4 separate regions of the Homo sapiens genome follow, and regions 1, 2 and 3 are each linked to region 4. The links are chromatin loops, found by intact Hi-C in ENCODE. Cell type or tissue: heart right ventricle. All regions are shown on one strand. Region 1 has its middle 60 kb from the start of ZFHX3-AS3. Region 2 overlaps ZFHX3 (zinc finger homeobox 3). Region 3 overlaps ZFHX3 (zinc finger homeobox 3). Region 4 overlaps ZFHX3 (zinc finger homeobox 3).

Region 1 (5,000 bases), 230 kb after region 4:
CTGTACTTCCTGTCTCCCCAGGAAGTGTCAGTCAGAGATTTTCAGGAAAGGGTGTTGTCATGGAAACCTGAATTGGCTCTTCCCCTCCAGGCTGTATGGGGACAAGTGCCCTCATGTGCCCCAGCTGTCCCCAGGCTTGTGGAAGAGGGCAGTCAGTTTGAGTTTTCCGACGCACCGTGGAAAATCCAGAGCCGACAATGTCTGGGACTACAGAACCGGCGACAGCGTGCGGCAGGGATTCAAGTCCAGAATGCGGTGGAACCTGTTATGAACTAATTAAAATTTAATCTGCTAAAGCCATTTTCTCCATCATTTGGGAACCCTCTCTTGACTTCAGCAAGTTCCAAAGAGCCTCTCAAATAGAGGATGCTGTATTTTTGCACTTTTTTTCTCTGTGTATTAGATTTCATCCCCCCAAAAAAGCCCTTTTTAAAAAGGGATTCTAGATAGAGTAGCCATATAATTTATCATCCAAACTGGGACGCTTTTGAGAGTGAAAAGAAGTGCTATTAATAATTACTCTGGGATAATAGATACAAACTGGGCTGTTCCGGGGAAATGCCGAGGTATCTTCAAGGAAACTGTAGGGTCAGGCACCGATCAAATGCATCCACTGGGCTGAAAGCCTCAGGCAGAAGGAGCTCTGTCTGTGTGACTCTTGTGCCTTGGATAGTGCTTGGTCTACAGTGAATGTGTAAATCCACAGTTGTCCTGGGTGTGCCTTCTGAACAGAAAATGGCGGGGGGGGCGGGGTGGGGGGCGGGCAGAGTGAACCCAGACGTTCCTTGCAATTTCACAGCCGCAAAGGGGAATCTGTGTTCCTGCAGCGCAGGCAGGTACACGATGCATAAGCGTCTGTGTATTCTGTGTTTACTGATTCCTAACTGTTAGCAGTTAATTGCCATCTGTTGACACACCCTGAGGGGGAATGTTAAGCAGTTCTCGACATCTGCATATATATTCTCTGCCTACATATTTTACTAACTCTTGTTTATGGGACCCATTTCCTCAAATCCATGCTACTGTGCCCCTGATTTTGTAACATACACGTACCCGGTGTCAACCTTTGGGGTTGAATGGGCAAAAATGCCCTCCTCAACTGTTCCCAACACAAAGAAATACTAAATGCTTGAGATGATGGCTACCCTAAATACCCTAATTTGATCATTACACATTATATCAAAATATCACACCTACCCCATCAATATGCACAATGATTATGTATCAATAAAAAAATGGGAAAAAATTCCCTTTTGGGTCCGCCAGAGATGCTGACTGCAGACCGGGTCCTGCCCAGACTCGCCAGCCACTCCATTTCCCACCCCTCCTCCACCCGCCTGCCGGGTCCTTCAGGAAGAGTGAAATGGTCCATTGATCCCTGAGGAGGAAAAGAGCATGTTCGGCCTTTTGAGAGGTTATGGACACTCTGAGTGACACCCGAGCCCAAGCCTCCAACAGCAAGTCCGGCAGCCCCGGGGTGCAGGGGCGAGGCCCGGCCTTGTCTCTGCCATCCACGTGTAATCTGGCCCTGAAACTGACCAGCTCCGACGCCCTCCTTCCTCCTGCCCGCCAGGCGCTTCGTGTTCTTCCCATGTCTTGGGAGAGATCCGTCTCCTTTGACAGACTCAAGATTCCAGGCCGAACTTTCCCATGCCACCGTCCCTCAAAATAGCCCCAGCCGAGCTGTATTTATAGCCGTGTGAGACTCTAATGGGCCAATTTGTTTGAATTTCCACTGCTTTTGTGTTGAACTTACCCCTCTCCTGTGGGCAGTCTCTTCAGGCCTTTATTGATGGGGTGTGTGAGGATGGCGTAGGCCGTGTTCAAGATGGTAGCTCTATAGAGCGTGGGGGCTGTTTTGCATATTTACTGTTCTTTAAAGCCGGTTTTTTGAGAGAGAGAAAGAGACAGAGAAAGAGGTTTCTGTAAGTAGCCCGGACAATGAGAACAAGACCGGCTGTATGCCAAGCACGGGATCCCGGCCAAAACACATATCATTAGCTTGGACCAGCTATAAGCAAGGAAATGAGAAACATATGCTAGGAGCAAGGTTAGGAGTGAAGGACCATGGGTCATTGACAGTCGCCCTAAAACTTTTCCCTTGTTCTTCAGCTGTGGCCTGGCGGTGTCAAATGTCATTTCGACTGCCTTGATTTCTCATGGTGGGGCTGCCTGTGGTTTTTTTTTTTTTTTTTCTTTCTTTCTTTCTCCCCCTGCTGTTTCCTGATGGGACTGTTTTTTTGTTTTTTTTTTTGTTTTTTTTTTTTTTTTTTGGGAGGGGAAAAGAGAACAGTCAGGGAAGGGCTTATGTGATAGTTTTTCTCAGTTCTGGGAAAATAACCTTGTTTCCTGTGATGCACTCTTCAATTCCTCACTTTCTCTGAAGCAACGATGTCTCTGGGTTTTGGATCCATACTGGTTTGAGAGGGGAAGACTGAGGGGAGGCTTTTAAAGCAGTTCTTGCTGTTTCTTTCTTAAATATAATTAGATGCGCCTCATTACCTCACACTGAAGGACTTTTGTACTTTTTCGAGCTGTGTTTTCTGAGATCTTCCGTGGGCGACGGCTTGTCGTTTCCACTTGCAGTTAATTGCATTAGCAGGTATTTTCCCCCCGCCCCTCCCGCCCCGGCATATTTGTCCTCTCTTCTCGCTCTCCCCAAGATATCTGGAGTCGATTTTGCGAGTCCGAAGGCCACACCCAGGGAGTCTGCTTGTGCCTGAACGTGATGAAGGATCTGGATTCCTTTGGCCCTTCCCAGTTTCCCTTTCCTCCACCTCATTCTTTTTTCTTAAAGTCTTCCCCGGACAGTTTACTAACAATGCTCTGCTCTCTTGCACTCCAAGGTCAGGACCCCTGTTCCCTATAAAACCCAGATGAAGAACTGTATCCATGCAACTCAGAGGCGGTCCCTGGAGAGCATCCCATGTGGCTACTGTTCTGAAACGACCACAACCGCCCAGGAAACTCACCAGGCTCCGACACCCAGGTTTGGCCAAAGTCACAAGATAGCCACGGATATACCCTGCCATTCCCATGAAGGGAACGCTATAGAAGTGGGGGCGCAGGGCAGTTGCAAGCCTGTATGGCAGAAAGGGGAAGGAATAAAATGCTCTCCCATAAACCCCTTCGGACCTTCATTCCTTTAAGATTTAGGGAATGGTGTTGGGGTGGAACCATGTAAAATAATTAAAACATTCGGTCCCTGTTTATCTTTTGCTTCCTTCTCTGTGCCTTGTTCTGAAAATAAACTTTGCAGTTAGTTTCCGGGCTCCCAAAATTCCCAAGTGTGTGAGCGTCCTCAAGGCTTTGGGCAGAGTTAATGACCGGCTTGAGGTTCACTGGACGTGTTTCCCCCAGGCGAGCCACCTTTTTTTCCTTAACTTCAGTTTCTGGGTAGCAGATCTCTCTTCTCTGCATGGAGACCTTCCTGGTCACAGGAGGAAACCTCACTTGCTGATGCCTTCTAAGGCCTCAGTGGATCAGGAATGGGTGGTGTGTGTGTTCACACAAAACAACAACAACAACAACAACAACAACAACAACAACAACAACAAAAGGAGGAATAAGGGCTGCCAAACCGCAACATGCAGGCAACGGGCATTTAAGTTTTATATTGACAGCGAGGCAGGATCCTGGTCAGATACCTGAAACTCTTCCAATTTCAAGGAATCTATTCCGCGACTCTCTCTCTTCCCTGTCTTTAGTGGTAGAAGGGGGCTGGTATTAGGTTTGAGTTCACGTGTTTTCTTTTTGCATCCTCACTGCTTGGGCTGCCTCTCAAATCTCCACACAGCCAAAACCTGCCTCCAACCCACCATTTCCTGTCATCTCCTCCACTGTAACCCTCCTGGCCCAGTCACATCTCCTCTTGCTGGAAACCTGTAATGCCTTCTAAATGGTCCCCACACTCTTCTCCTGCCCCATTGCAGTCCGCTCATCAATGAGCGACCCAGAGGGATCCTTTAAAAACCCAAATCAGGGCCGAGCACAGTGGCTTATGCCTATAATCCTAGCATTCTGGGAGGCCGAGGTGGGTGGATCACTTGAGGTCAGGAGTTCAAGACCAGCCTGGGCAACATGGCAAAACCCCGTCTCTACTAAAAATACAAAAAAAAAAAAAAAAAAAAATTAGCCAGGCATGGCGGCACATGCTTGCAATCCCAGCTACTCGGGAGGCAGGAGAAACGCTTGAACCTGGGAGGTGGAGGCTGCAGTGAACCGAGATAGCGCCACTGCACTCCAGCCTGGGTGACAGAGCAAGACCCCCTCTCAAAACCAACCAACCAACCAACCAAATACCCAAATCAGATTAAGCCCATTTCCCTGCTGAAAACCCCACTTGGCCTGGTGTGGTGGCTTACACCTCTAATTCCAGCACTTTGGAAGGCTGAGGCGGGCGGATTACTTGAGGTCAGGAGTTCGAGACCAGCCTGGCCAACATGGTGAAACCCTGTCTCTACTAAAACTAAAAAAATTAGCTGGGCATAGTGGCTCATGCCTGTAATCCCAGCTACTTGAGATGCTGAGGCAGGAGAATCACTTGAACCCAGGAGGTGGAGGCTGCAGTGAGCTGAGATTGCACCACTGCACTCTAGCCTAGGCAACAGAGAGAGACTATGTCTCCAAAACAAACAAACAAACAAACAAAAAAACCACTGGTGGCCCCTGCCTGCTTCTCCAACTTGGTCTTGAGCCATCTCCCCTTCACCTTTTATGTTCCAGCCACACTAGCCTCATTTTCATCACCAGTAGAGTGAGGATGTAACAACGCCTGCTCAGAGGGCTGGGAGGAGTAAGTGCATTAACACACACAAAACATCTAGACCAGGGTCTGGCCATGATAGGTGCTCGATAAAGGGAAGTGCCATTAACAGTTTACTTCTTTGAATTTGCCAAGGACTTTTCCCGCTTCAAGACCTCACAAAAGCCTCTGTCACTTATCATTTCCCCTTTATATGGCTGGCTCTTTTTTATCCTTTGGGTTCAAGTTTACATGT
Region 2 (5,000 bases), 92 kb before region 4:
GCTTAGAGGTCGTTAAACCATGTGGCTGGTTGTGCGGTTTTTGGTTTAGTTTTATGCAAATGACTCTGGTTCCTAAATTCTTAAGATCTTGCTATGCATTTGTGGCATTGGTATCTTCAGGCCTGGCTCTGTGTCGAATGAGAGGCAAGTAGACTGCCCCGAAAACCCTGCCCCGCCCCCTCCCCTTCCTCATTTCCGAGATGAATGAAATGCTATTTCAATTAAGTCCTGTAGTAACAGTGCTCCCCTTCCCTGCCTTCATAGAGAGCTAAGCCGAGAGCACAGACAGAACTGAAGGTGAACAAACAAAGGGAAATGGAATGAATGAGAGAATGAACAGGTGCATGAGGGGAACGAGGGAGGCCCCGGCAGGTTCCTGCTCCTCCGTGTGGCGGAAAAGAGGGCAAGGTGCGGACACCAGAGGCTTGCTTCTGGAAAAGCAGCTCCAAGCGGGGGAAACAGAGGCAGCACTGCGGAGATGAGGCACACTTCTTCCTCCCCCTGCGCCCAGTGCTTGTGAAGGTCTGGAAGGGAAGGAAAGAAGGGGAGATGCACCTGAGAAAACACTGGAACCCCCTCCCCCTGCCACCACACACACGCCTAGAGGACGCACACTCCTGGCTGCAGCCCGGCCTGTGATGGGAATTTATTTCCCTCAATTATGTGCTCTTGTCCCCAGTCTCAGTTCATCAGCACAGTGCAGCCAAGTCAATGAAAGGCTCCATAATGAAGTCATCGCATGCACAGGGACATCCCGGCACCTGCCCGCTGGGCTGGCAGGGCTGCAGCCACGCCCGGCCCTGAACCAGGCCTGCGTGGGCTCTCCGCCCCCAACTCACATCACTGCCCCACGCCACGTGCTCCCACGCTCTGTGTCACGGCACCCCCGTCCTGCCCCAGGAGCCTGTGTTCTGGCTGCCATCTTCTTTGCCCCAATCCCAAATGTTCTGACCGCAAAGCATCTGTGACCCAGACCAATCAGTACAAAACACTGACGACTTTCCCTTTCTCCTGCCTGTGTAGACCCCTTCACCACCAAGAGCCTGATCACAAAAACCAATACCACGCGCCTGGAAAGCCTCCATTGGCTTAAGTCATTAGCAAGTATCTAACAATAGCAACACAATCATCACTCAGCTGAAGTAGATAGTATTAGGACTCTCATTTCACAGATGAGGCTCAGAGAGGTTAAATTACTGGTGAAGGTCACATAGCTAGGAGGTGACAGCTGATGCCAAGGACCATATGCTTAATGGCTACCTCTAGAGGCACCAACCATGGTGGCCTTCACAGGAGAACACACACTTGTGCTTGTGCTGTCTGTCCATCCATCCGCCCACCCATCACATATCCATGTGGCACCTACCCCAGGCATTGACAACACGGCTGTGAACACAACAGGAAAGCCCCTGCTCTCATGGGGCAGGGGCAGGAAGGAGTGGGGAGAGTAAAACACAGTAAGCAGCTCAGTAAGTGAGCATATTCTAAGTCAGAGGCTGCTAAGGGTCAACGATAAAGTAGAAAAAGGAATCCAGGGAGTTCCTTAACATGGGAAGCTCAGAGAGGGTGGCATTTGCACACAGACCTGGAAGAAGTGAGAGTGTGAGCCACAGGAGGCTCACATGGCAGAGGCATGGCACGTGCAAAGACCCAGGGCACAGAAGGAGGGCTGGCCTGCTGGAAGAGCGCTGAGCGCTAAGCAGGGAGAGAAGGGACAAGGCAGGGGATAAGCTCAGAGAGGTCTTGGGCAGCATCCTGTAGGCCTTGCTACCCACTGCAGGCCACGGGCACTGTGAGCATGAAAGGTACCTTTGAGAAAGTCAGAACAAGGTGCTCCTCCAGCACCTCTTCCTCTGGGCACATATGGTCCTGAGACCCACCACTCCCTCTGCTGGGTAAGGTAGTGTCTGGGATGGACTGCAGTCTTTATGCATCCCCCTTAGCAGAGAACTGTTTGTGTGGGGGACAACCTGCACGGCTTTAGCTGGTGGCCCCGGCAGGGATTTCCAGTAGAAAAACTCCTGTCTTTCCCTAAACATGCATGTGCAATATATCAGTGCAGATACGGATGTGGCTGCAGATACAGATAAAATCTCTTTGAACCTTTCCATTTACTGGGGGCTGGCAGGGGTGGGGGTAGAGCTGGCCTCACGGTGAAGAAACACAAAGAGGGGAAGCGGACCAGTGGCTATCCTTTGCCATGGGCGGTGCTGCAGCACTTGGACAGTCTGGACGCCCATAAACCAAAGGACCCATCTGACCATCGTGCTCTGAAGCCTCTCCCTGAGAAGAGGACAGGGCAGCACCAAGACTGGGGTGAAGGACTCAAGGCTCAGAATGGCAAATGCAGAAATTAGTTACTGCGGTGCAAATGCAGAAATTAGTTACTGACTGTTCTGCATGTCCCTTCTATGGAAATGCATTGTCCCTGCACCTAAATGTATTTCAGTGGACTTTGTAAATTTAAAAGCCATAGAAAACTATGTGACCTCGGCAGGGCTATTTTAAGCTAGCACTTCCTAGTACAAAATGAATTTGGTATTGAGGATGAAGGGGGGACTTTATTTTTCTCAAATTGGCTGTTGTAGAAGAAAGTCTGCTCAACTCAGCACTACCTAAGACGTGTCTCCCCCTAGTGACACGCAGACCTCTCTGCTACTGGTGCCACCACCCTGCAGTCTCAGGGCTGGAGCAAGGCAGCTAGGTGCAGGCAGGCAGCATTAGTTCTGCAGGCTGCATCTGGCCCTGAACCTAGGACCAGCCATCTCTTGGTACCCTGGGAGCTCCAAGAAACTCAGTGGTCAGGCCCCGGAGTGTTCCAGGTTTTGCTGCAATGTTAAGAAGTGAGCCCGGAGCACCCCCAGGGCAGCTGATCCACACACAGCTTCCGCAGCCAAGGGAAAAGAGGGGATGGATGGAGGCCAGGATAAAGAAGGGGAGGGGTGGCAGGTAAAGGGAATCTCCCCAGAGGAGTGAATTCCTTTCCAGGCTTGCTGGGGACCCAACAGGGACACCCCAAAAGGCAAGGCCTAAAGCCAGAGCAAAAACAAGCAGACGCAAAGCAGGGGAGAGTAAGCGATGGGCGAAGACATAAAAGCCCAAAGATGAGAGCTGAATGGAACAGGAAGCAAACCAGGGCCAAACCCATCACGGCTTAAAGCAAACGTTAATGTAGGTTCCACATTGATCTGAAGCCCGAGGGGGAGGAGGCTGGGTGCAGCCAGGCTCCTCCCCTCCTCCATCTCATTCCATTCACATCATCAGGAGAACTGTGTTTTGGGGAAGGGGTCAGGACAATGATTGGAGCCTGAACTTAGCTGCTGCCTTTTACAGTAGCTTCCCAGAATAAACTGCCCCAAGACTTCATCCATCACCAAAAAAGGCAACTGTAAAAACACAGGTCGCCAGCCCCTTGCCTCACACCAGCACAGTGGCCCTCCCTCCGCTCCTGGGGATGGGGGTGCTGAGGGGGAATGGAGGGCAGGCGCTCAGGCCTGGCACTAATTGCTCTTGGGGATGCTGTGTGGTGTGGGGGCTGTTCCCTGCGCTAAGCAGTTAGGAACTTCCTAAATCATTAACCTTTCTCGGAGCGCATTGTACTGGGAGGTGCTCCCTCTGCAGCCTATTCACGAGCCCTATTGATCTGCCGCACACTCGGTGCCTTCAAAGTTGTTTATGATCAATATGCAAATTGCCCATGGCATTGATCTAGTATTAATTTTCAATTAGGGAATCCACAAGGGGTCTCTGAGGGTCAATACCTAACAATGCAAAGGAAACTCCGCTGTGGAGTATCAGGCCTGATGCTGATAAAAGCTTCCTAAGCCTCCTCCTCAACAGTTCCAGGCCCTCTGGGCTGTCACCTTCACTGTGGCTCATTTGGTTCCCTCCTAAGTCAGACCCCTTCGGCGGCCTCCCAGGCTGGGTCTGCGGCCATCACCCTGTGCCCCCCCTCCCACCCCCTATGCCACTGGAACACCTCCTGGCCTGCCAGTGCCTGCCCCTCTTGCCCGCCCTCCTGATCAGATGCCCCCAGACATGCCTCCTCATCTCCCCATGCCACGCCCAGACCCAGGACCACTCTCTCCCCCAGCTCCCCAACCACACATACCTTCTTCCTCCCTCTTTCCCTTTCCCTCGTTTCTGCTTAGTCACGGAACGTCACCTTGGCATGCTGCCACGGCTGGAGCTGGCGAGCTGCACGGTCCCCAGAAATCTCAGGCAGGCAGGCAGAGCGCCGGGCTGCCAGGTTATGCTTGGCAAACAACCCACTGATGTCATTTCAAAAAACCAGGGGGGAAGGAAAAAGGCACAGCTTCAAATCATCTGTTTCTCCTTCTTTCTTTCGTCTAGCAAAATTTTTCTTCCTAATGAAGCCCGGGGGTGGGGGATGTTAATTACTTTACCACTCACTCATGGTTCCCAGAAGAGGCCAACGCCCGCCCTCCAGGAGCACAGGGCAGTGCGTGTGAGCCACTGACGGAGAGTGTCCCTGGGGACAGTGTGCCCAGCTGGGACTGGAATGACCCGGGAACTCAGTCATTCCATTTACGCCCCTAACAGCCCCTGAGAGACTTGCGTGGGAAAGCTCTGCAGCCAGAGGAGCTGCAAGAGAAAAACGTGGCTTGGTCTCCTCCCAGCAGGTAGGGGGACAAAAGCAGGGCTCAGCCATACTCCAGCCTGGGGCCCAGCCGGCTCAGCCTGACTTCTCTCTCTGCCAGGAGGTTGAAATGTGCTTACGTTTGGAATAAACCTGCCTGAAGATGAGGCCACGATCCTGCCAAGATGGTGCCCACGATCCTGCCTAAGTCCCAACCCATGCCCTGCCCACTTTCCACACTGCCACTCATGGCACTAACCAGTGCATTAGCTAGCCAGGCTAATAGGTTTATGGATAACATTAATTACCACGTTCCTCATTAATGGATGAAATCTTTATTGGTGCCATTGATCAGCGGACTTGTTAGCTGGCCTCCTAACCAATGGCGGATGTAACAAGC
Region 3 (5,000 bases), 47 kb after region 4:
AGCTATGAACGTGCCCCTGCACTCCAGCCTGGGTGACAGATCAAGATCTTGTCTCAGAAAAAAAAAAAGAGAGAGAGAGAGAAAGGCTGCTTAAGCCATTGCTCCATGCAACTCTCCAACCACATGTCAAACACCATTCCTACCATCTGTCCTTGGAGCCCTTCCCTCACCAGCACAGGTCTAACTACCCACTGCCAAGTGTGGGTACAGGGTAAGGCCCTGCTCAGTAAGCCTGTGGTCTGATACTAAAGTCATATCTTGCCATTACCCCCCGGCCCCACCAGTTATAGTCCAGAACCTTCCATCTTGCTGTTGGCTCTCTATGGCCTGGCTTCCTGACCCTGTTTTGCATGAACCCTTGACCAGCTGGGGCTTAAATCCCATGGGTGGGAATCTCATACACCTGCAGCCTTCTTGCCTATACCTGCTCACGCTCCTTCAAGCACAGGCCTCAGCCCTTATCTGAATAACCTGTCTGCTGGCTTCCTCCCCATCTGATAGTTTCACTCCTGGCTCCTCTCAGGCAGCAAAGAGGAATAAGCAAGCCACAGGCTGCAGCCTGGCAAGACAGTCAGGAAGGTGGCAGCTGCCCTGATTCAACCTTCCTCCTAGTCTATCTACTGCCTCTTCCTCCTCCATTCCCCAGTGACTCCATGAAACTTGTGTTCACAAACTTGAAAAATTCACTGGTGAGGCCAGGTGCAGTGGCTCATGCCTATAATCCCAGTACTCTGGGAGGCTGAGGTGGGAGGATCACTTGAGCCCAGAAGTTTGAGACCAGCCTGGGCAACACAGTGCGACCTCGTCTCTATAAATCCTTAAAAATTAGCCAGACATGGTGGTGCACGCCTGTGAATCCAGCTACTTGGGAGGCTGAGGTGTGAAGATCACTTGAGCTCAAGAGGTTGAGGCTGCAAGGAGCCACGATCACACCACTCCACTCCTGCCTGGGCCAAAGAGCAAGACTCTGACTCAAAAAAAAAAAAAAAAATTCACTGAGGAGATGTGGTAGATGGCTTAGAGGTCAATGTTATAGGTCAATGTCCCTTAGGTTGAACAGCACCTGTGTTGCTGGGTCTGCAATGTTGAGGACCCCGTGATGGTCTTCAATAAGGCTGGGGCGAAGGGGCTAAACCTCACTATCGTGTGCAAGCTCACCCCAGGCCTCAACAGAATTTATACATATAAAATTTATATGCATTACATGTTTACATATGTATGTATACATGTACATGTATATAGTATACATATGGATATATTTATATAAATATGCATATATACCTATACACATATACACATACATCTCTCATATTTAAAACAAAATAGAGCAATTAAAAGAGGAAAAAAACAAAGCCAACACACACGTACCCCTACCACCACCACTACGAACACCAACACGCCCCCACAGGCAAGATCTTGTCCCAAGTTTCTGAGAAACGTCACTTAATACTACGTAATCTCGAAATGATGGGGTCTGCCTACTGGCTTTGTCTGGAGACTGGACTCCAGCTGCTCTCCTAAACTGTCCTTGTCACCTTCTCATCAGGAGAAAAGGGGAACGTAAACATGAACCACACCAGAGATGGGCTATCCAGTGAGGCTGATATCATCTCAGGCGCCACCGACATCTCTCTCCAGCATTCTGTCATCTTATGATCAACTATGTAACTCCAGACATCCAGGGGAACCTGAATCCTAGAACTAGATGTCCCCAAATAAGTGGTTTCTCTGTAAAAGTCAAATGTGGATCACAAAACAAATGTGAGGGGAGTCCCAGGAAAGCCAGTTGCATAAGGGTGTCCTCAATTAAATTCTACACACGTCAATTTTTCCCCAGGGAGGGCGAGGCAGAGCTGAGAACAACATTGGACTGGACAGACTCAAGGCAGGGAAGAAATGGAATTTTCGCTCTTGAGATTCAAATTCCTGAGTCATAGTTGAAATCCCACTGCTATAATTGTTTTAATACACTGTCTCCACACACACAAAAAGACGCCTTTAAAAAGTTGTACTGGCTTCCAGATTCCCTGGTTAAAACCCTCCCTTCTCCTGGACGCTCTCAGATACAAGCTGTGTTGAACTCACTAGCAGCTGTCACATTCTGGCACTTGCTTGGGCTGTGACCAGAGCAGTCTTCCGCCCAACCAGGGAAGGCACAGGCTCTGCCGGCAGAGCAGGGGTTAATGGAAGCTGACCGCAGCACAGTTGTTAAGGTAATCAATACCACTGAGATACTAAAGCAGTGTAAGCCACAATATTGATTGCCAAGCAGATGATAAAACTGTTTATTATGATAATTGCAGGGTCCCTGCAAGATGCTCCCAGCGCTTCCTAAAGCTGTTTACAAAACTAATAAAGATTTGCCATTTCAAGGTCTTCCATTTTTAACCACCCCCCACCCCGCCAACTCCCCACAATCTCCCACTCCCAAAAAGCAGGCCTCACCCCTGGGCGGTTAACATGTTCTTCCCAGGGACAGGCACTCCATGGCCCGTCCTGGGTGGAGCTTCACTCTCAGATTCTCTAAAGAACAGACTGTCCTTCTCCACCCTCACCCTGCCCCCAACTTCAGGAAGGGGAGGACGGAAGCACAGCCGACAGCCACTCAGGGCCTTCAGATTTCCTCCTTAGGACCCGCCATGTGATAATTATGGGGTTTTATCGATGGAGGGGGGCTGCTCAGGGCTCCTTGGGCTGACATCCATTTGTTCTAACACATTTAAGAAACCACACCACCTTGGTTTGTAATTAAAACTTCTCTGGAGAACTTGGTGGCCATGAAGCTAACTGAACATGGTCAAATGCTGATTGTAGAATGCATTTCCGCCAACACTACTCAACTGTGACTTGGGCTGCTGAACTGGGCTTGGGTCCCAAGTTCTATCATGCCCAAGGCACCCATTTAGTTTTTATTAGCAGTGGAAATTAACTCCTTCTTGGTCACAGACACCACCGTTTTCCTCGAGACGCAAGTTATTGAATTATCGGCACCGTCTCCAATGCTGTCACCTCATGTTCAAGAGGAACTGCAATGCAGACATATTTTTCAATATAAGTAGGCATCTCGCAGGTAGTATAATCATGTTCTTCGGACCTCTTAGGGGAAAGCCACTGGGTCCTGCGATTAAGGATGGCAGCCCCAGGACTTCAGGGCTCTGCAAATATACCGAAGGTGTGTTTTCAGAGTGTGAAATGGAAAAAACATAGAACCCAGCCAGGTGCAGTGGCTCATACCTGTAATTCCAGAACTTTTGGAGGCCGAGTCAGACAGACCGCTTGAGCCCAGGAGTTTGAGATCAGCCTGGGTAACACGACGAAAACAAAACCCCACCTCTACGAAAAACACAAAAATTAGCAAGGTGTGGTGGCGAGCACCTGTAGCCCCAGTTACTCGGGAGACTGAGGTGGGAGAATCACCAGAGTCCAGGAGGCTGAGGCTGCAGTGAGTTGTGGGAGCTGTGATCCAGCCACTACACGCCAGCCTGGGCAACAAAGTGAGATCCTGTCTCAACACAAAACAAAGAACTCAAGTTTTAAGGAGAATTCAGTAGTCATTCCATCAGCAGCTAGAAGGCAAGCACCCATCCCTCACTCAACTCTCATAGCAGCTAAGAATATTTTACCTGTAATAGACTTCTACAGCACTAGGCCTTCAAAACAACATTTGCAATTGAAGGGACACCACTTTGAGAGCTGACAGGCCAAAGTAAGATGATGTGGAGGCTGCTTCCACCTCCCACCCTCCCCGATCAAAGCATGGAGAAATCATTCACCAGTGCTCCTGGTCTCCGTTGCCACTGCCACCTCAGTTTAGGTAGAGGGACCTCTACCTGCCCTATTTTCTTCCCATTCAGCTGCAACCAGCAGCTCTGGGAGGTCATTGCCCCCACACTGTGCCTGTGTACACATGTATGCTTCAATGGTGTGGACCAGTACAGACATGCAGCTCCTTTATAGACATCTGGTTCTGCCCCACCTACTCCCAAACACACAGAAATCAGAACACTGGAGCCAGTTTTATGTAGAGTATCATTCGTTTGCCAAAGACCTTGCCATGAACTCATGGATACCACAGCATGGCTGGAAGGGATGCACCAGGGATTCCTTTAACCTGGCTACCTGCTCTTAGAGGAACTATTTGGCAACCAGGAATGGCCGGAGGGAATCTGAGGCTTCCCTAGGACTGCCTTTCATGAATCACCTGCTCCTAGGCAAAGTGGCAAAGGACAGACAAACGCCACCTACTGAACTCCAAGCTGGACGCCCTATTCATTCACATATGCTCACGGGGCCCATGTTAACAAACACCTCCCTGGATTTGATACCAAAAGAAAGTTTAATATTATATGTGGCTAATTCTGCTGTTACCTTTTAACCTCACTTGCACATATCTGTCCTCCCAACAATAACTTCAGCAAAAAACATACCCTAAGAACAATATGGTCCACACTTGGAAACCCGCCCAACAGGGCCAGTCGAGCCTGCATAAGTGCTAAGAACCATTTAGGAGCACTGTAAACCATTAAGGCCATTAGCTCTAATTTGACCTCCACAAAATACATCAACCCACTAGGAACAAATTTAGAAGCTTTCCAAAGTCAAGTTCTCAAAACCTGAAAGGCTCATAAGCACAGTCTAGGGCAGGGAACAGCCAGCCAGTCCCGGAGCTACTCTTCCCGCTCCCACCTTTCCTGCAGCTGACTGAAGGGTGCATGCTTAGCTGGTACACGGACCCAAGATCCTTCTCCAGCCACTGGATCAGGAAGCTGTGGCCATCGAGGGGTCGATATGCAGGCTGGAACCCGCCAAACATTTCTGATTAAGGGATTCACTCCAGCCTTCCTCTGAGCTCACACCATATACAATCTTCCCTCTGCACTGCTCTAAATCACTTCTTTTCAAATAACGCGGATTTCTGGATTCATTTCCAAGTGATCCTGATTGGAATTCAATTGCACTAACTGGGTCCCTGCAACAGGTCAGGGTTCACCCAGTCTTTC
Region 4 (5,000 bases):
AGTCCTTTCTGCACCATGCTAAGCCTGCGGAGTTCATTCTCAGACATTCGAATGCAAATGCCAGGTGGGGAGCTGGATACAGGAAGAGGCCTAGGCTAGGGACAGATTCAGATGTCATCAGAAAGTAGATGGGGTTTAAAACCACTGGACTGAATGAGATACTTAGGGAGAGTTACAGACAGAAAAAAGAAGGGGCTCTGGGACAAGCCTGGGGGCATAATAACACTCATCGTGAAGTCACAGAAGAGAAGCCAACAGAGATAGACAAAGGGCAAGAGTGGCAAAGGCGGCTGAAAGGTCCGGCGAATTAGGACACAGCCGACAGAGTCAGCAACACAGAAACCACTGGCGACCTGTCCTACTAGTGGTGAAAAGTGTCACTTCTGGATCCAGCAACTGGGAGGGGACATGGTGAGTCAACTCCCAGAGTGGGCATGATTCAGAGTGAGGGGTTGCTGGGCAATGCGGCCTTGGGCCTTGGGTGCCAGCCCCCATGGAGGACCAGGTGACTTCCATGAGTACAGGCTGCCAGCTTCAGGGCCACCGCCATGCTACACCCCGCAGCTGCTCCCACGCCACCTGCAGAAGGCAGTACCTTTCCATCCTCTCTGTTCCACTTCTACCACTGCAGAGGGAAGGAAGGAAAACACCATCTCCTCTCACTTCCTGACCTTCCTCCTCTGCCTCCAAGAGCCTTTTTTTGGTTTGTTTGTCCTATGCACGACTTTTTCAGTTTTCCAACAATCACTGGTGTCCTATACTTCTTAACCCTCCACTTGTAAAACAACACCTTTCAGACACTCCTCAGCTACTTTTCTTGCAAAGAAACTTGCTGTCAGTAAAGACAAGAGAGTAAATGGAGAGAAACGGATAACCACCTGCTGATGTCTACTTGTGCTGCATTCTTGAGAAACTCACAAAACTGAAGGCAATCCAGGTCCTCAAGAGGTTTACGAACCAGTTGGTGAAACCACCTAGCACATGACGCAGAGACCAGCGTGGTGCCAAACAGTGTGACACCCGTGTGGGGCAGAGATGCCGTGTGTGGGTACAGCAGCTGGAGAGACAGTTCTGGAAAACCAGGGATATGTCACTAGAGCATAAAAGATGGACAGGAAATATGCTCTTCCTTAAAGTCTGATTAAAAAATAAAAGATACTTTCCAACAGGGCCCCGTGCCCATCTCAGCAACGCAGGGCGTGTGTAACCAAATCACACAGAAATGAGCACTTAAAATGACATCTGTTGGATTAATTAGCTGTGTAATTAGTCTCCCCTCAGCGGAGCTGGGCTTTGTGGCTGTTGTCTGAAATCTCCCCAGGTGACTTGATTCCAAATGCCACACTCCAAGAGGAAGAAAGCACAGGCCAGGAAAAGAAGACAGGCGTCCGAATGTGTTTGCGGGAGGCAGCGGGAAGGGAGAGGGAGTTTCTGGAGAATTTGGTGGGTCCCTCGGGAAGCTAGCTAGAACATCAGGGAGGAATAGCCATCCACAGAGGTGTCACTCGAGAACTCACCACCTCAGAGCAAATCGGCACGCCCCCAAGGCATGAGTTTTGGATAACCCCAAAGCACTAAACACTCAGAGACATGAATTAGGGCGGCAAGACCCTGGAGGTGAAGAGAGCCGAGTATGGATTCCGAGTTGGACACAAAGAGACGGGACAGAGGTCAGAGCTCTTGTCCCTGGAGGAGTTGTTTGGTCTTCCTCCGCTGACAGCTGCAGCCATCACTAATGTGAACCCAGTCTGGGCAAAAAAAAATTAATAATGAAAATGGTCAGAGCCTAATCTGAGAACCAGAAAGTGAACAACCACGCACAAACAGAAGTCTCCAGCCAAATCACTCCCCACAGTGCTTCCTCAAGCACAGCTGGCTTCGGAGTCACACTTGCTGACTCATGTCTAGGACACATAGCCCTGGGACCCGCGCCACTTGGCCTGGCTCACTAGAGGAGCCGAGGAATATTCCCCATGCTTCTCTATCTATAATTATTTTAGAAAACAAGAGACATGGCGGTAGAGGGGAAGTATAGAAGACAAAGGCACAGGAGCTATGGGAGGACCACAGTGAAAACCATCTTGGAGCAGGGGACTCCTCAGCTGGGGACGAGCCAGTGGGGTTACCTTTGATCTCCCCCACCCCCATCTCGAGGCACAGAGTACCCTCCACAGAGCAAAAACATCCGATGCTGCTCAGAGAACCTTCCTGGGCCTGCGACAATGAGCAGTTCGTAAAGAATCTGGAACATGAAACATTCAAATCAAACAAGCCCTGTTCGAAACCAGCAAGACATGTTCTAAAGCTAGATGGAGCCACTCTGCTAAGACACTCCCTGCCATAAACACAATCGGAGCTCCTCCCAGATCTTCAGTAGCGCCAACAGGCATCTGCAGGACCACTGCAGTGACACAGACTCGCTCCCAAGGGCAAAAGGGGTCTGGGAGCAAACACCAAACCCCGACATTATCATTCTCATTGTCCCGAAGGCCCATAGATACAGGCTGGGTGCAGTGGCTCAGGCCTGTAATCCCAGCACTTTGGGAGGCCCAAGTGGGCGGATCACTTGAGGTCAGGAGTTCGAGACCAGCCTGGCCAACACGGTGAAACCCTGTCTCTACTAAAAACACAAAAATTAGCCGGGTATGGTGGCAGGCGCCTGTAATCCCAGCTACTTGGGAGGCTGAGGCAGGAGAATCACTTGAACCCGGGAGGCAGAGGTTGTGTGCAGTGCTGTGATCATGGCTCACTGCAGCCTTGACCTCCTCGGCTCAAGCAATCCTCCCACCGCAGCCCTCTCATGTAGCTGGGACTATAAGCACCACCACACCCTGATAATTTTTTTATTTTTTGTAGAGATGAGGTCTGGCTATGTTGCCCAGGCTGGTCTTGAACTCTCAGGCTCAGCTGATCCTCCCACCTCAGTCCCCACTGCAGCTAGGACCAGAGGTGTGTGCCGCCACACCTGGCTAATTTTTTAAATTTTTTTATAGAGACAGGGTCTGTTTATGTTGCCCAGGCTGGTCTTGAACTCCCGGGCTCAAGTGGTTCTCCTGCCTCAGCCTCCCTGTGTTGAGTTTACAGGTGTGAGCCATGGCCCCAAACAAGTTTTTTAGTAACACATTACACATTCGTGAGCCTGAGTCTGTACAAAATCCTACTTCAATGGCCAGCACAAAATCAGTACTCCACAAATGTTGTTGACCCAGGGAACGAAGACCCCTTCCCAGTGATTTCAGTCTCCCAGAAGCTGCACAGGGAAATCTGGGAAATCCTGTGCCTCTTGGGTCCTGAGGGCTGGGGTCTGAACCCATGGGAGGAGAAGAAGTCAGGGTAGCCAATGCAAGGATGCCTTCCACCCAGAACCCAGACTTCTGTCTCATTCTGAGGGGCAGCAGGAAGACACGGATGCCCCGGTGTGACACGTGCCACCAAGAAAACTCCACAGAGGTCAGCTCAGAAGGGGTTAGAAAGGTCCAGTCATCCTCCAGGAAGAGCATACTGCCAGCGACAGAAGACAGGAAGAGAGACTCAAAAGGAACAGCAGGTGGGTGTAAACCCCTTCAGCAACCCCAGTGCACAGGCCGGCCCTGCCAAGGCAATGTGGGTATCACTGTTGACCTAAGAGACTGGCTATGCTTTGGAGGCTCTCATCCTGAGTCCGGGAACATGCTCCACTCATTAACAGGTTACAAACCAAACACTATCAGTAGATAAACATTTCTAACCTTCTAACTAGTTTGCCTTTTACAGAACCAGGAGGGGGACCCTAGAGAACATCTCCTAATCATTCTTGATGATTAGTCCCAATTTAAACCTACTCTCTGCATTCCCTATTAGCGACCTATACACCATAGGCACACAGGGTCTCCCACGCACTGTGAGCAATGCTCACGTGCTGTGAATTTTCATGGTCTACATATAAGTAACCAGTGCAGGAGGAGACCAAGAAGGCCTGGAGTGAACCAGGGGCAGCTTCAACATCTGGCCAAGTTGCTGGTGACCGAACCAGGCCTCCTGATGTCCACTGTGTGACGCAAAGGCATTTCAATAAAAGGGACTCATGAAAAAAATGACTGAAAAGTAAGTTTGAACAAACAGCTCTAGAGAAAATTTCAGATTTCTTTATAGGAAAGCATTTTACTTAACACACAAAATGTGAATATTGGATAGGACACTTTTCTATAAATAACAAAAACTGGATATCATCATTAGAGGCATTTGTAAATTTCTTTTGTTGGGAACCACTGGAAGAAAACGGGTTTCACAAACAAGGAAGCCACATAGCTCTCTTTACACTTCTATAGAGCCTGCTGGCAGGTCATTATGAACAAATTTCTAGGCTATCCAGAGGTAGAGCTGCTAAACAAAACACGGGATGCCCAGTTAAATGTGAATTTCAGGTAAGTGTAAGTATAATTTATGAGATACACTTACACAAAACATCATTGTTGCTTATCTGAAATTTACGTTTGGAGGCCAAGGTAGGAGGACCACTTGAGCCCAGGAGTTTGAGACCAGCCTGGGCAACATAGTGAGACCCTGTTTCTATTTTTTTTTAATGTCATATAAATTTCTTTTTATACAAAGAAAAAGAATGAAATTCACATCACTGAGAATTCCACAGTTTTCTTTGCTGTATTTGCCAACACCATCCCAAGTCACCACCCTAATGTTGCTAGTTTCTACAGTCGCCAGTATTTCTATGAGTGACAGATTTTCTGCCATTAGAAAATTTTAACTTTCATTCTACATCCCGGCTGCTGTAAGTGCTAAAAATCAATTTCTGTTAAGTATTAAATATATACTTACTCAATACTACCGAAATGGTTTTCATAGTAACAGCCTTTCCCACCCTACACTTACTAGTATTTACAGTTTCAACTGATGTGTAAAACAGAATAAAGTACATGGTTCAGGTGGATCATATAATTATTTAAAAACTCTTGCCTTTTCCTGACTATGTTCCTGACAATGCCTAATTGTTCCCTTATGATTTC

What was found. A loop is a pair of places that touch in the nucleus more often than their neighbours do. Peaks named below come from ENCODE experiments on the same cell type or tissue, not always from the same donor. Only the 100,000 strongest peaks of a DNase experiment are listed, where the experiment ranks them.
Region 1: a loop joins it to region 4, with 4 times the contacts of the local background. A loop is called at or near these places in 8 of 110 quality-filtered maps.
Region 2: a loop joins it to region 4, with 4 times the contacts of the local background. A loop is called at or near these places in 34 of 110 quality-filtered maps.
Region 3: it touches region 4 in a loop (2.4-fold over the local background); 18 of 110 quality-filtered maps call a loop at or near these places.

Annotation. Positions count from the first base shown.
Region 1 is chr16:73,170,754-73,175,753 of GRCh38, forward strand. It overlaps a transcript of ZFHX3 not described here. Among named protein-coding and RNA genes, the nearest start is that of ZFHX3-AS3, 60 kb to the right of the region's middle. RefSeq lists enhancers at 1-144, 145-644, 715-1,564. In heart right ventricle, CTCF peaks have their summits at 2,159 and 2,358; DNase peaks (open chromatin) are centred at 1,666, 1,968 and 2,935; H3K4me3 peaks cover 843 bases; H3K27ac peaks cover 3,848 bases.
Region 2 is chr16:72,844,690-72,849,689 of GRCh38, forward strand. The region is part of intron 4 of ZFHX3 (zinc finger homeobox 3); the gene reads right to left. Among named protein-coding and RNA genes, the nearest start is that of ZFHX3-AS1, 180 kb to the left of the region's middle. RefSeq lists an enhancer at 723-1,222 and a silencer at 2,625-2,684. In heart right ventricle, a CTCF peak has its summit at 2,626 (motif pointing left); DNase peaks (open chromatin) are centred at 4,172 and 4,472; H3K4me3 peaks cover 1,206 bases; H3K27ac peaks cover 3,172 bases.
Region 3 is chr16:72,983,652-72,988,651 of GRCh38, forward strand. All of the region lies in intron 1 of ZFHX3 (zinc finger homeobox 3), which reads right to left. Among named protein-coding and RNA genes, the nearest start is that of ZFHX3, 62 kb to the right of the region's middle. In heart right ventricle, no CTCF peak of the experiment used is centred here; DNase peaks (open chromatin) are centred at 1,740, 2,110 and 2,520; H3K4me3 peaks cover 555 bases; H3K27ac peaks cover 2,720 bases.
Region 4 is chr16:72,937,104-72,942,103 of GRCh38, forward strand. All of the region lies in intron 3 of ZFHX3 (zinc finger homeobox 3), which reads right to left. Among named protein-coding and RNA genes, the nearest start is that of ZFHX3, 110 kb to the right of the region's middle. RefSeq lists an enhancer at 1,747-2,041. In heart right ventricle, a CTCF peak has its summit at 2,318; DNase peaks (open chromatin) are centred at 1,908 and 2,358; H3K4me3 peaks cover 476 bases; H3K27ac peaks cover 3,524 bases.